Linked DNA regions of Homo sapiens: region 1 is linked to region 2. Evidence: read pairs that join two places in POLR2A ChIA-PET (ENCODE). Cell type or tissue: HepG2. All regions are shown on one strand. Each heading gives the region's core, and the rest is flanking DNA. Links, peaks and the distances in the headings are about the cores only. Region 1 has its middle 8.4 kb from the start of DPY30. Region 2 overlaps YIPF4 (Yip1 domain family member 4).

Region 1 (9,050 bases), core at 3,981-6,480, 240 kb before region 2:
CCCATCTCTACAAAAAAATACAAAAATTAGCCCGGTGTGGACCTCTAGACCCAGCTACTCGGGACACTGAGGTGGGAGGATTGCATGAGCCCAGGAGGCGGGGGTTACAGTGAGCCAAGATTGCGCCATTGCACTCCAGCCTGGGCAACAGAGTGAGACCCTGTCTCAATAAAAAATATATATATATGTCGTACAGAAAATCATGAAGACTGCACAGTTTACAGAATCTTACAGACCCAAAGGGACATTGTTAGGCAAAACAACTACAGGAGGTGTGTATCCACGTGGGTGAGGTAAAGAGGGTCAATATTAGTCAAATGACAGTGTCCGTAATCCAGCAACAGAGTGATGTTAAGAAAGTTCATAGTTTAATAACAGTAACTAAAATATTTTGAGAACTGCAAAGCTGCAACACATCATTTTTACACCTAGTTACTACAGAACTCAGGAAAGTACTTACTAGCTTTGAATAAAGTAACACGGAAAGCACTTTTACTAAATTACAAAAAAAATTCTAACGCATTATCAGAAAGATTTTATAATACAAGGAGGCACATTGCTCAGTAAGAAAGGGCTCTATAAGAAAAGCAACGGCCAGGTGCGGTGTCTTACGCCTGTAATCCCAGCACTTTGGGAGGCCGAGGCGGGCAGATCACGAGGTCAGGAGATCAAGACCGTCCTGGCTAACAAAAAATTAGCCGGGCATGGTGGCGGGTGCCTGTAGTCCCAGCTACTCAGGAGGCTGAGGCAGGAGAATGGCGTGAACCCAGGAGGCGGAGGTTGCAGTGAGCCAAGATTGCGTCACTGCACTCCAGCCTGGCGACAGAGTGAGACTGTCAAAAAAAAAATCACTATGAAATCAAAAAGACTCATCAAAAGAACTGAAATGTTACACCCAATCTATTGTGATATACAGTACCATGTTATGTCATGAACATGTGCTGATGAATTACTAGTGCTTTAAATGGCAATGTTTCATTAACCAGGCTGTTCTGCTTTACATATCTGAAAATTAGTTACAAAGTATCTCTATCTCCTGGCCCGGTGCAGTGGCTCAGGCCTGTAATCCTAGCATTTTGGGAGGCTGAGGCGGGTGGCCCACCAGAGGTCAGGAGTTCGAGACCAGCCTGGCCAACACAGCAAAACCCTGTCTCTACCAAAAATACAAAAATTAGATGGCCAAGGTGGCGTTCGCCTGTAATCCCAGCTACTCGGGAGACTTAGGCAGGAGAATCACTTGAACCTGGGAGGCAGAGGTTGCAGTGAGCCAAGATCATGCCACTGCACTCGAGCCTGGGGGACAGAGGGAGACTCCGTCTTAAATAAATAAATAATAAAACCTGGTTCCTTGTTTGCCATGTGGGATTAGGCAAATCTTTTAACTCCTCTGAGCTTCAGGGTTTTTGTTGTTGTTGTTGTTTGTTTTTGAAACGGAGTCTCACTCAGTCACCCAGGCTGGAGTGCAGTGGCGTGATCTCGGCTCACTGCAATCTCCACCTCCCGGGTTCAAGCAATTCTCCTGTCTCAGCTTCCCAAGTAGCTGGGACTACAGGCACACACCACTGCAACCGGCTTATTTTTGTATTTTTAGTAGAGACAGGGTTCCACCATATTAATCAGGCTAATCTCAAACTCCTGACCTCAGGTGATCCACCTGCCTCGGCCTCCCAAAGTGCTGGCATTAAAGACATGAGCCACTGTGCCCAGCCAAGCTTCAGGGTTTTTTTGCATGTAAAATTGGGATAATTTTTACTTCATAAGGAGGATCAAATGAAATAAGATAGAGGAAACTGAGCCAAGCACAGTGGCTCACGCCTGTAATCCCAGCACTTTGGGAGGCCGAGGCAGGTGGATTGCTCGACTTCAGGAGTTCAAGACCAGCCTGGGCAACATGGGAAAAACCCATCTCTACTAAAAATATGAAAAATTGGGCGGACATAGTAGTGCACGATTGTAGTCCCAGCTACTCAGGGGCGGAAGCGAGAGGATCGCTTGGAAGAGTCTAGGCTGTCCTGATCACACCACTGTACTCTAGCCTGGGCAACACAGCAAGACCCTGTCTTGAAAAAAAAAAAAAAGATGAAACTGCTTTGTAAACTGAAGTTACACAAATGTAATTGAAATTCATTTTGTCTTATCTACATTACTTATCAAGCCACTTCATTAGCTTTTTAATTTTATTCATTTATTTATTTATTTTTGAGACAGGATCTCACTCTGTTGCCCAAGCTGGAATACAGTTTTGCAAACTTGGCTCACTGCAACCTTCACCTTCCAGGTTCAATCGATTCTCCTTCCTCAGCCTCTCAAGTAGCTGGGACTACAGGCGCATGCCACCACACCCAGCTGATTTTTGTATTTTTAGTAGAGAGGGGGTTTTCCCATGTTGGCCGGACTGATCTCAAACTCCTGGCCTCAAGCGATTTACCCACCTCGGCCTCCCAAAGTGCTGGGATTACAGCACTTTGTAAGCCACCATGCCCGGCCCTTCATTAGCTTTTTACTTTGTTGTTTTAAAATAATTTGCAGGAAAGAAATTATTCAGAAAAATTAAGAACTTGATCCAGCACCCACCCACACCCACCTACCCCACCCCACCCCCCAACACTCACATACAAAAATGTATTTGCAAATAAATACATAGAATTTACTGAGTGTAAATGGGCCCTCTGAGTACAATGTGTGGGGAGGGACACCCAACCACCTCTCAAGAAGACCTAGAAATATATGTTCCAGGTTAGGTAAGTCACTTTCCAGAGAAATAAGAGAAATATCTCTTTGTGGCTAATATTGGAAGGCAACCACTCTACCTGTAGCTCCCTTGTCTCTACTACCAAACAACATGCCCAAGCAATCTTACCACCCATCTCAGAAATTTTGGTATATATGGCCGGGCGCGGTGGCTCATGCCTGTAATCCCAGCACTCTGGGAGGCGGAGGTGGGCGGATCACGAGATCAGGAGATCAAGACCATCTTGGCTAACATGGTGAAACCCGTTTCTATTAAAAATACAAAAAAAAAGTAGCCACGCGTGGTGGCGGGCACCTGTAGTCCCAGCTACTCAGGAGGCTGAGGCAGGAGAATGGCGTGAACCTGGGAGGCAGAGCTTGCAGTGAGTGAGATGGTGCCACTGCACTCCAGCCTGGGTGACAGAGCAAGACTCCATCTCAAAAAAATTAAATAAATAAATTTTGGTATATCAAGGAACATACCAAATGGGTTTTTGAAAGGCATGAATATAGTGTGTTCCTTTGATTTTTATGATACACAAGTGATCTCAACGATAAGAATAATAAAACTGGACGCGGTGGCTCACACCTGTAATCCCATCTCTCTGGGAGGCCGAGGTGGGTGGATCACTTGAGGTCAGGAGTTCCAGACCAGCGTGGCCAACATGGTGAAACCCTGTCTCTACTAAAAATACAAAAAAAAAATTGGCTGGGTGTGGCTGCACACACCTGTAATACCAGTTGCTAAGGAGGCTGAGGCAGGAGAATGACTTGAACCCGGGAGGTGGAGGTTGCAGTGAGCCGAGATTGCGCCACTGCATTCCAGTCTGGGCAACAGAGCAAGACTACATCTCAAGGAAAAAAAAAAAAAGAGAGAGGATAATAAGAATTAATGAAAAGGCAACCTTACTGACATTTCAAATCCTTAAATTGCCAATTGTTTCTGCCACTTCTTGTATGAGGCTATATTTAGATTTTTTCCTAAAACGTCCTAATTTTCAGTCTTAATTTTTTAAATGTTTTTTCTATCTTTTTAGAGATGGGTTCTCCATACGATGTCCAGGCTGCAGTGCAATGACTATTCACAGGAGCAATCTTAGAACACTGCAACCTCCAACTCCTGGCCTCAAGATATTCTCCTGCCTCAGTTTCCCAAATAGCTGGGACTATAGGTGCATGCCACAGTGGCGGTGATTTTCAGTTTTTAAATGTGTTGATTTTATGCTTTCCTTTTCAATCCAAATTATTATCACTTAAATTAATGTTCATAAATAGGTCATGGGTTATTAAGTGATAGGCAAAATACATAACTTTGATATCTCTTAATTTTAGGTTGCCCAAAGCCATTCCATATTAATTTAAATTGAAACCATTTCCCTTTTAAAAGACAAAGTCAGAGGCCAGGAACAGTGGTTCATGCCTCTGTAACCCTAGCACTTTGGGAGGCCAAGGTGGGAGAATTGCTTAAGCCCAATAGTTAGAGACCAGCCTGAGCACTATAGTGAGATCCCATGTCTTTAAAAAAAAAAAAAAAAAAAAAGACAAAGTCAGACAGTAAAATGGAGATTAATAGTGATGCCACCTGACCGGGCATGGTGGCTCATGCCTGTAATCCCAGCACTTTGGGAGGCTGAGGTGGGCGGATCACTGGAGGTCAGCAGTTCGAGAGGAGCCTGGCCAACATGGTGAAACCCCGTCTCTACTTAAGCTACAAAAATTAGTTGGGCGTGGTGGCACACGCCTGTAATCCCAGCTACTCGGGAGGCTGAGGCAGGAGAATCGCTAGAACCCAGGAGGTAGAGGTTGCAGTGAGCCAAGATTGCACCACTGCACTCTAGCCTGGGCAACAGAGCAAAAACTCTATCTCAAAAAAATTTTTTTTAATGTTCTGCCATCCAATGTTAACACAAGACTGTTGTTTAAAATGTGCTCCCCTATAAGACTGAGTCCAGTGGCTCCTGCCTGTAATCCCAGCACTTTGAGAGGCCGAGGTGGGCAGGTCGCTTGAGGCCAGGAGCTCAAGACCAGCCTGGGCAACATGGCCCAGGAGTCGGAGACCAGCACGGGCCACAAAATGAGACTCCTTCTATACAAAAAATATAAAAAGTTATCTGGGCATGCTGGCACGGTCCTGTAGTGCTAGCTACTCGGGAGGCTGAGGTGGGAGGGTCACTTGAGCCCTGGGAGGTCAAGCCTGCAGTGAGCTGTCCTCACGCCACTGCACTCCAACCCGGGTGACAGAGTGAGACCCTGTCTCAAAAAAAAAAAAAAAAATGCCGGGCATTGTGGCTCATGCTGTAATCCTAGCACTTTGGGAGGCCGAGGCGGGCAGATCACATGAGGTCAGGAGTCTTGAGACCAGCCTGGTCAACATGGTGAAACCCCGTCTCTACTAAAAATACAAAAATTAGCCGACCATGGTGGCATGAGCCTGTAGTCTTTGCTACTCGGGAGGCTGAGGCAGGAGAATCGCTTGAGCCCAGGAGCCGAGATCGCACCACTGCACGCCAGCCTGGGTGACAAGGCAAGACTCTCAAAAAATAAATAAACAAATAAAAATAAAATAAAAATAAATAAATACTTGATATTTATAATATCTATAATATATCTTGATATCTATAATATCTCAATTGCCCAGATTTGATCATTACACAGTGTACGCAAGTAAAGTATCAAAATATCACATATACCCCTCAGATATGTACAATATTATATATCAGTCAACAAATGGGATGAACTAAAATGAAATTTATTATTATTATTTTTAGAGATGGAGGAGTCTCGCTCTGTTGCCCAGGCTGGAGTGCAGTGGCGCCATCTTGGCTAACTGCAACTTCCACTTCCCGGGTTCAAGCAATTCTCCTGCCTCAACCTCCCGAGTAGCTGGGACTACAGGCGCACGCCACCACGCCCGGCTAATTTTGTATTTTAGTAGAGACGGGGTTTTCACCATGTTGCCCAGGCTGGTCTTGAACTCCTGAGCTCGGGCAATCCGCCTGCCTCAGCCTCCCAAAGTGCTGGGATTACAGGCATGAGCCACCACACCCAGCCTATTATTTTTACTCGTTCTTCACAATCTGTTCCCAGAAATTTTCACTTTGACACAATAATTCTACTTCTAGAATTTTATCCTATGCAAATATGCAAAGATATAAATATATTTATTATACCTTTGCGAATATGCAAAGATATAAATATATTTATTATACCTTTGCGAATATGCAAAGATATAAATACATTTGTTATACCATAGTTTTTATTTATATTTATGTATTTATTTATTTGAGAGGGAGTCTCGCTTTGTCGCTCAGGCTGGAGTGTAGTGGCACGATCTATGCCCATTGCAACCTCCATCTTCCAGGTTCAAGCAATTCTCTCGCCTCAGCCTCCCAAGTAGCTGGGATTACAGGTGCATTCCACTACACCAGGCTAATTCTGTATTTTTAGTGGAGACGGAGTTTCTCCATGTTGGTCAGGCTGGTCAGAAACTCCCGACCTCAGGTGATCCGTCCGCCTCTGCCTCCCAAAGTGCTGGGATTACAGGCGTAAGCCACCGAGCCCAGCCAAATAGGTAGAGTTTTTAATTATAAGTAACACATAAATCAATGAGAAGAATATTTATGTGAGTAATGGATCTAATTCATTGTATAATAGTATTAAAAAAATATCTGGGCCGGGCGCGGTGGCTCATGCCTGTAATCCCAGCACTTTGGGAGGCCAAGGCAGGCACATCAAGAGGTCAGGAAATCGAGACCGTCCTGGCTAACACGGTGAAACCCCGTCTCTACTAAAAATACAAAAAATTAGGTGGGCGTGGTGGGGGGCGCCTGTAGTCCCAGCTACTGCGGAGGCTGAGGCAGGAGAATGCCGTGAAGCCGGGAAGCGGAGCTTGCAGTGAGCCGAGATAGCGCCGCTGCACTCCAGCCTGAGCGACAGGGCAAGGCTCCGTCTCAAAAAAAAAAAAAAAAAAAAAAAAAAAATCTGTGCCGGGCGCGGTGGCTCATGCCTGTAATCCCAGCACTTTGGGAGGCTGAGGTGGGCAGATCACGAGGTCAGGAGTTCGAGACCTGCCTGACTAACATGGTGAACCCCCTTCCCCGACCACCCTCCCCCTGCCCCCGCTCTACTGAAAATACAAAAAATTAGCTGGGTGTGGTGGCCGGCGCCTGTAATCCCAGCTACTCGTGAGGCTGAGGCAGGATAATCGCTTGAACCCGGAAGGCGGAGGTTGCAGTGAGCCAAGATCGCACCACTGCACTCCAGCCTGGGCAACACAGTGAGACTCCGTCTCAAAAAAAAAAAAAAAAAATCTGAGTTCAGCCTTTCTTCTTTCACTAAAGCATTTAGTAAGCATCTATTATTTGTTGAGATCTCATGGAGAGTGTGCAGAGAAGAGTTAACACAGCAAGTCTAAGACTGCTATCCTTGGAAAGGCCTGCTTGCAAAATTGGACCTTGGCTGCTAGTGTCTGAGAACTTTTTTTTTTTTTTTTGAGATGGAGTCTTGCTCTGTTGCCCAGGCTGGAGTGCAATGGCGCAATCGCAGCTCACTGCAAGCTCCCCCTCCTGGGTTCACGCCATTCTCCTGCCTCAGCCTCACGAGTAGCCGGGACTACAGGCGCCCGCCACCACGCCCAGCTATTTTTTTTTTTTTTTTTTTTTTTTTTTTTGTATTTTTAGTAGAGACGGGGTTTCACCGTGTTAGCCAGGATGGTCTTAATCTCCTGACCTCATGACCCACCTGCCTCAGCCTCCCAAAGTGCTGGGATTACAGGCATGAGCCACCGCGCCCGGCCTGAGAACTTAAATAATAGTTTCCCAGCACTTTGGGAGGCTGAGGCGGGTGGATCATGAGGTCAGGAGTTCAAGACCAGCCTGGCCAAGATGGTGAAACCCCATCTGTACTAAAAATACAAAAAAATTAGCCGGGCGTGGTGGCAGGCTCCTGTAACCCCAGCCACTCAGGAGGCTGAGGCAGGAGAATGGCTTGAACCCGGAAGGTGGAAATTGCAGTGAGTCAAGATCGTGCCACTGCACTCCAGCTGGGGTGACAGAGTGAGACTCATCTCAAAAATAATAATAACAGTAATAGTTTCCTACAGTGATAGAAAACTTTTCCTCCTTTTATTTATTTATTTATTTATTTATTTTTTGAGACAGTGTCTAACTCCTTTGCCCAGGTTGGAGTGAACTGGCATGATCTAGGCTCACTGCAGCCTCCACCTCCTGGGCTCAATCGATCCTCCCACCTCAGCCTCTCCAGCACCTGGGACTACACGCATGCCCCACAACACCTGGCTAATTTTTCTATCTTTTGTAGAGATGTGGTTTTACCATGTTGCCCAGGCTGGTCTCAAACTCCTGGAATCAAGCGATCCACCCACCTCAGCCTCTCAAAATTCTGGGATTACAGGTATAAGCCAAGGCGCCCGGCCAAAACTTTTCCTGAATAAGAGTAGCTCACTGTACCTAAGCTGTACAAACAATATGGTGTATGTTAAGCACCCACCTTCCTTCTAGGAGTCTGGAATTTTGATAGGTGTTAGGCAGAGGGTGCCGATATGACTAGTCCCAACAAAAAGCCCAAGCACTGAGTTTCTGATGAGTGTTTCTGGTAGACCGCATTTTACCCACGTCCTCTGAACCTGTTGCTGGAGGAATTAAGCATATCCTTTGTTGACACTACTGGGAGGACTCTTGGAACCTTGTTTGCACCTGGTTTCCTCCAGACTTTGTCCCATGCACCTTTCCTTTTGCTGATTTTGCTTTTCAGGAGTTTGAGGCCAGCCTGACCAACATGCTGAAACCCTGTCTCTACTGAAAATACAAAAATTAGCCGGGCATGGTGATGCGGGCCTGTAGTTCCAGCTACTTGGGAGGCTAAGGCAGGAGGATGGCTTGAACCTGGGAGGCGGACGTTGCAGTGAGCCAAGATCGCGCCGTTACACTCCAGCCTGGGTGACAGAGCGAAGCTCTGTTTCAAAAAATAAATAAATACATTGAGTCCTGTGAGTACTCCTAGTGAAGTGAATCACCTAAGTGGAGGTGATGTTGAGGATCTTAAACAGTTGGGAAGTTTAGAGTAAATATAAATTGCAGTCCCTGCCCTCATAAACTTGTATTCTAGGTCAGCTACATCAGACATATACATGTGATACATTTAAATAACAATACAAGATAGTAAGTGATTAAAGGTTAAGATGAATGACCCTAAAGTCTGAAGAAGTTCAGGCTGAGCATAGTGGCTCACACCCGTAATCTCAGCATTTTGGGAGGCTGAGGCAGGAGGATCACTTGAACTTAGGAGCTCTAGACCAGCCT
Region 2 (2,500 bases), core at 1-2,500:
ACATTGTTTTTACTTAGGAAATGACAAGAATATTTTATATATAGTATAGTAAGGAAGAATTAACCTAAAATTCATGTTTTACTATCTGGACGTCTATCCAAGAGCTGACAACCAAGCTAGCTTGTTCTTACTCTGGTTTAAATTAAATCAGCCATGCTCCTGGAGTAATTTTTAATTGTTTTTCTTGCTCTCTGACATCATTCTCCACTTGTTAACTTGATAACATGTTAAACTACTACTAATTTTTTGGACTTTCCTGTTCTTTCTCACTGACAGTTATGTCTTGGGGGTCCTGGGGGAGGTGTCAAACTGCTATTGTTGGCATTCCTACATATGTCCTTGATATTTTTTCTACTTTACATGGAACAGAAAGTACTAGAAAATTTGTAAGCTGAAGATGCCTTTTTGAGGTTCTTGCATCTGCGCTATGACAAACTGCTAAACATGTACAGTTCTTGAGCACAACATTCCTTAGCACTATAATTTATATATCCTTTTTTGGTTTAGATTAAGGACTTTAAGTACAGTCCTTTCTAGAAACCAGGAAACAGTTGTTAAGGTCCTTTCCAGCCTCATAACTGCAAAACCTCTAATGTCACTGCTGTACTAATGATTTCTGGATGTAAATCTTCTTCTTGTTAAGAAAAAACACTCTTGGCCTGGCGCGGTGGCTCACACCTGTAATCCCAGCACTTGGGGAAGGCCAGGGTGGGCAGATTATCTGAGGTCAGGAGTTCGAGACCAGCCTGGCCAACATGGCAAAACCCCATCTCTACTAAAAATACAAAAATTAGCCAGGCATGCTGGTACACGCCAGTAATCTCAGCTACTCAGGAGGCCGAGGCAGGAGAATTACTTGAACCCAGGAGGTGGAGGTTGCAGTGAGCCGAGATTGCCCCACTGCACTCCAGCCTGGGAGACAGAGCAATAAATAAATAAATAAATAAAAATTAGCCGGGCATGGTTGTGTGCACCTGTAATCCCAACTCAGGAGGCTGGGGCAGGAGAATGGCTTGAACCTAGGAGACAGAGGTTGCGGTGAGCCGAGATGACACCACTGCACTCCAGCCTGACAACAGAGTGAGGCTCTGATACAAAAAAAAGAAGAAATAACACTCTTTGTATCTATTAGAAATAGACTTTTAAATTCCACCTCTCTCATTTCAACTTAGACAAAGAAGTAGCAAGCACTTATAAGAGAGTATTTTCACTATGCAATTATATGATAACATGTACAGGGATTATTTTTGAACTTTAAGTGGTGAATTCAAATCTGGTTATATTTTATCTCTGAGTGAGCGCCTTTATAAAAACTTTTTAGAATTATATAATGTTTAACCTGGAAAGAACTTTGAATAGGAAACTAGGGCCCGGAAAACATGAATGATTTGCTGTATCAGTTAGTAGCTAAGCTGGGACTTAGCTTCAGAATGTAAACATTTGTCAAACTTAATTGCAGGAGTTGTCATAAGCCGACCAGGATGTGACTCATAGAGTATTGTGCAAATTAAGCTCTTTGTACTGTATATGAAAAATGGTTTTTTGTTTTTTAAGGAAGCTAACTTTGGTATTGGTTGGACATGATCTCCAGAGAGGTATCTATCTGTGTTAGAGTGTTCTGGTTTGGTGTTTCCAAAAGTATTTTTCTGAAATAATACTATAATCATGTGACTTGCACTGACAGTATTGATGGTTGTTTATTAATGTATATTATCTGGTCCTACAAATGTGCTTTTTCTTTTTAATCCCTATGTGACCTCAGGCAAATCCTTAACTATTTCCATTTTTTAACTAGCAAAGATGGCATTAGTACTACCATGATTATCTGTAACCCCTGAGATACTGTGCAGACTCTACATGGAATTTATTTTTTAATGTGGATAACTGAATCTCTTCACCTCTTGTTAGAGCCGACCTAAAAAATAAAAACAAAAAGAAAACATAGCCTTTATTTATTTTTGCCAAAACTGAAGATGAATGATGTAATTATGTGAAGAAAAGGGAAGTTTTGGCTGAAATAACAGGGGACTCTTACTCATCAGACTTATCAAGAATTAAGCATTAATATATGAAACACTTAGCATAGATATGTGATGATTTAAATGAAAGAATATATGAATAAATAAATACATGAAAAGGTAGAGAAAAATTATCTACGAATTTCCTTTAGTAAATAAATTGTCTAATAGTTTGTATATATACATATGTAATGCCTCTGAAAAGAATTTATTCAGTTACTTTGTTCTGAGGCACATGATATGTGTAAGAATGAAGGAATCCAAAATGATGTCATGTAATGTATTTTGCATATATTTTCCATGGAAATTTTAAGGAATTACTGTTGTTAAGTCTAGATTCTGGTACCAGTCTGGCTAATTAGCTGTGAAACCTTTTGTACGTTTTTTCACTTCTTTCATCTTTCATTTTATTCTTATAAAATAAATGATGGTTTTTAGATGTCTGTCAACTATAAAATTTGAAGATTATATGCAATAGCAGA

What was found. Peaks named below come from ENCODE experiments on the same cell type or tissue, not always from the same donor. Only the 100,000 strongest peaks of a DNase experiment are listed, where the experiment ranks them.
Region 1: POLR2A ChIA-PET joins it to region 2 with 5 read pairs; 5 of 35 experiments call an interaction of 5 or more read pairs at or near these places.

Annotation. Positions count from the first base shown.
Region 1 is chr2:32,043,645-32,052,694 of GRCh38, forward strand. No RefSeq gene overlaps it. Among named protein-coding and RNA genes, the nearest start is that of DPY30, 8.4 kb to the left of the region's middle. In HepG2, for the core only: no CTCF peak of the experiment used is centred there; no DNase peak of the experiment used is centred there; H3K4me3 peaks cover 377 bases.
Region 2 is chr2:32,287,871-32,290,370 of GRCh38, forward strand. All of the region lies in intron 1 of YIPF4 (Yip1 domain family member 4), which reads left to right. Among named protein-coding and RNA genes, the nearest start is that of YIPF4, 11 kb to the left of the region's middle. In HepG2, for the core only: no CTCF peak of the experiment used is centred there; a DNase peak (open chromatin) is centred at 1,471.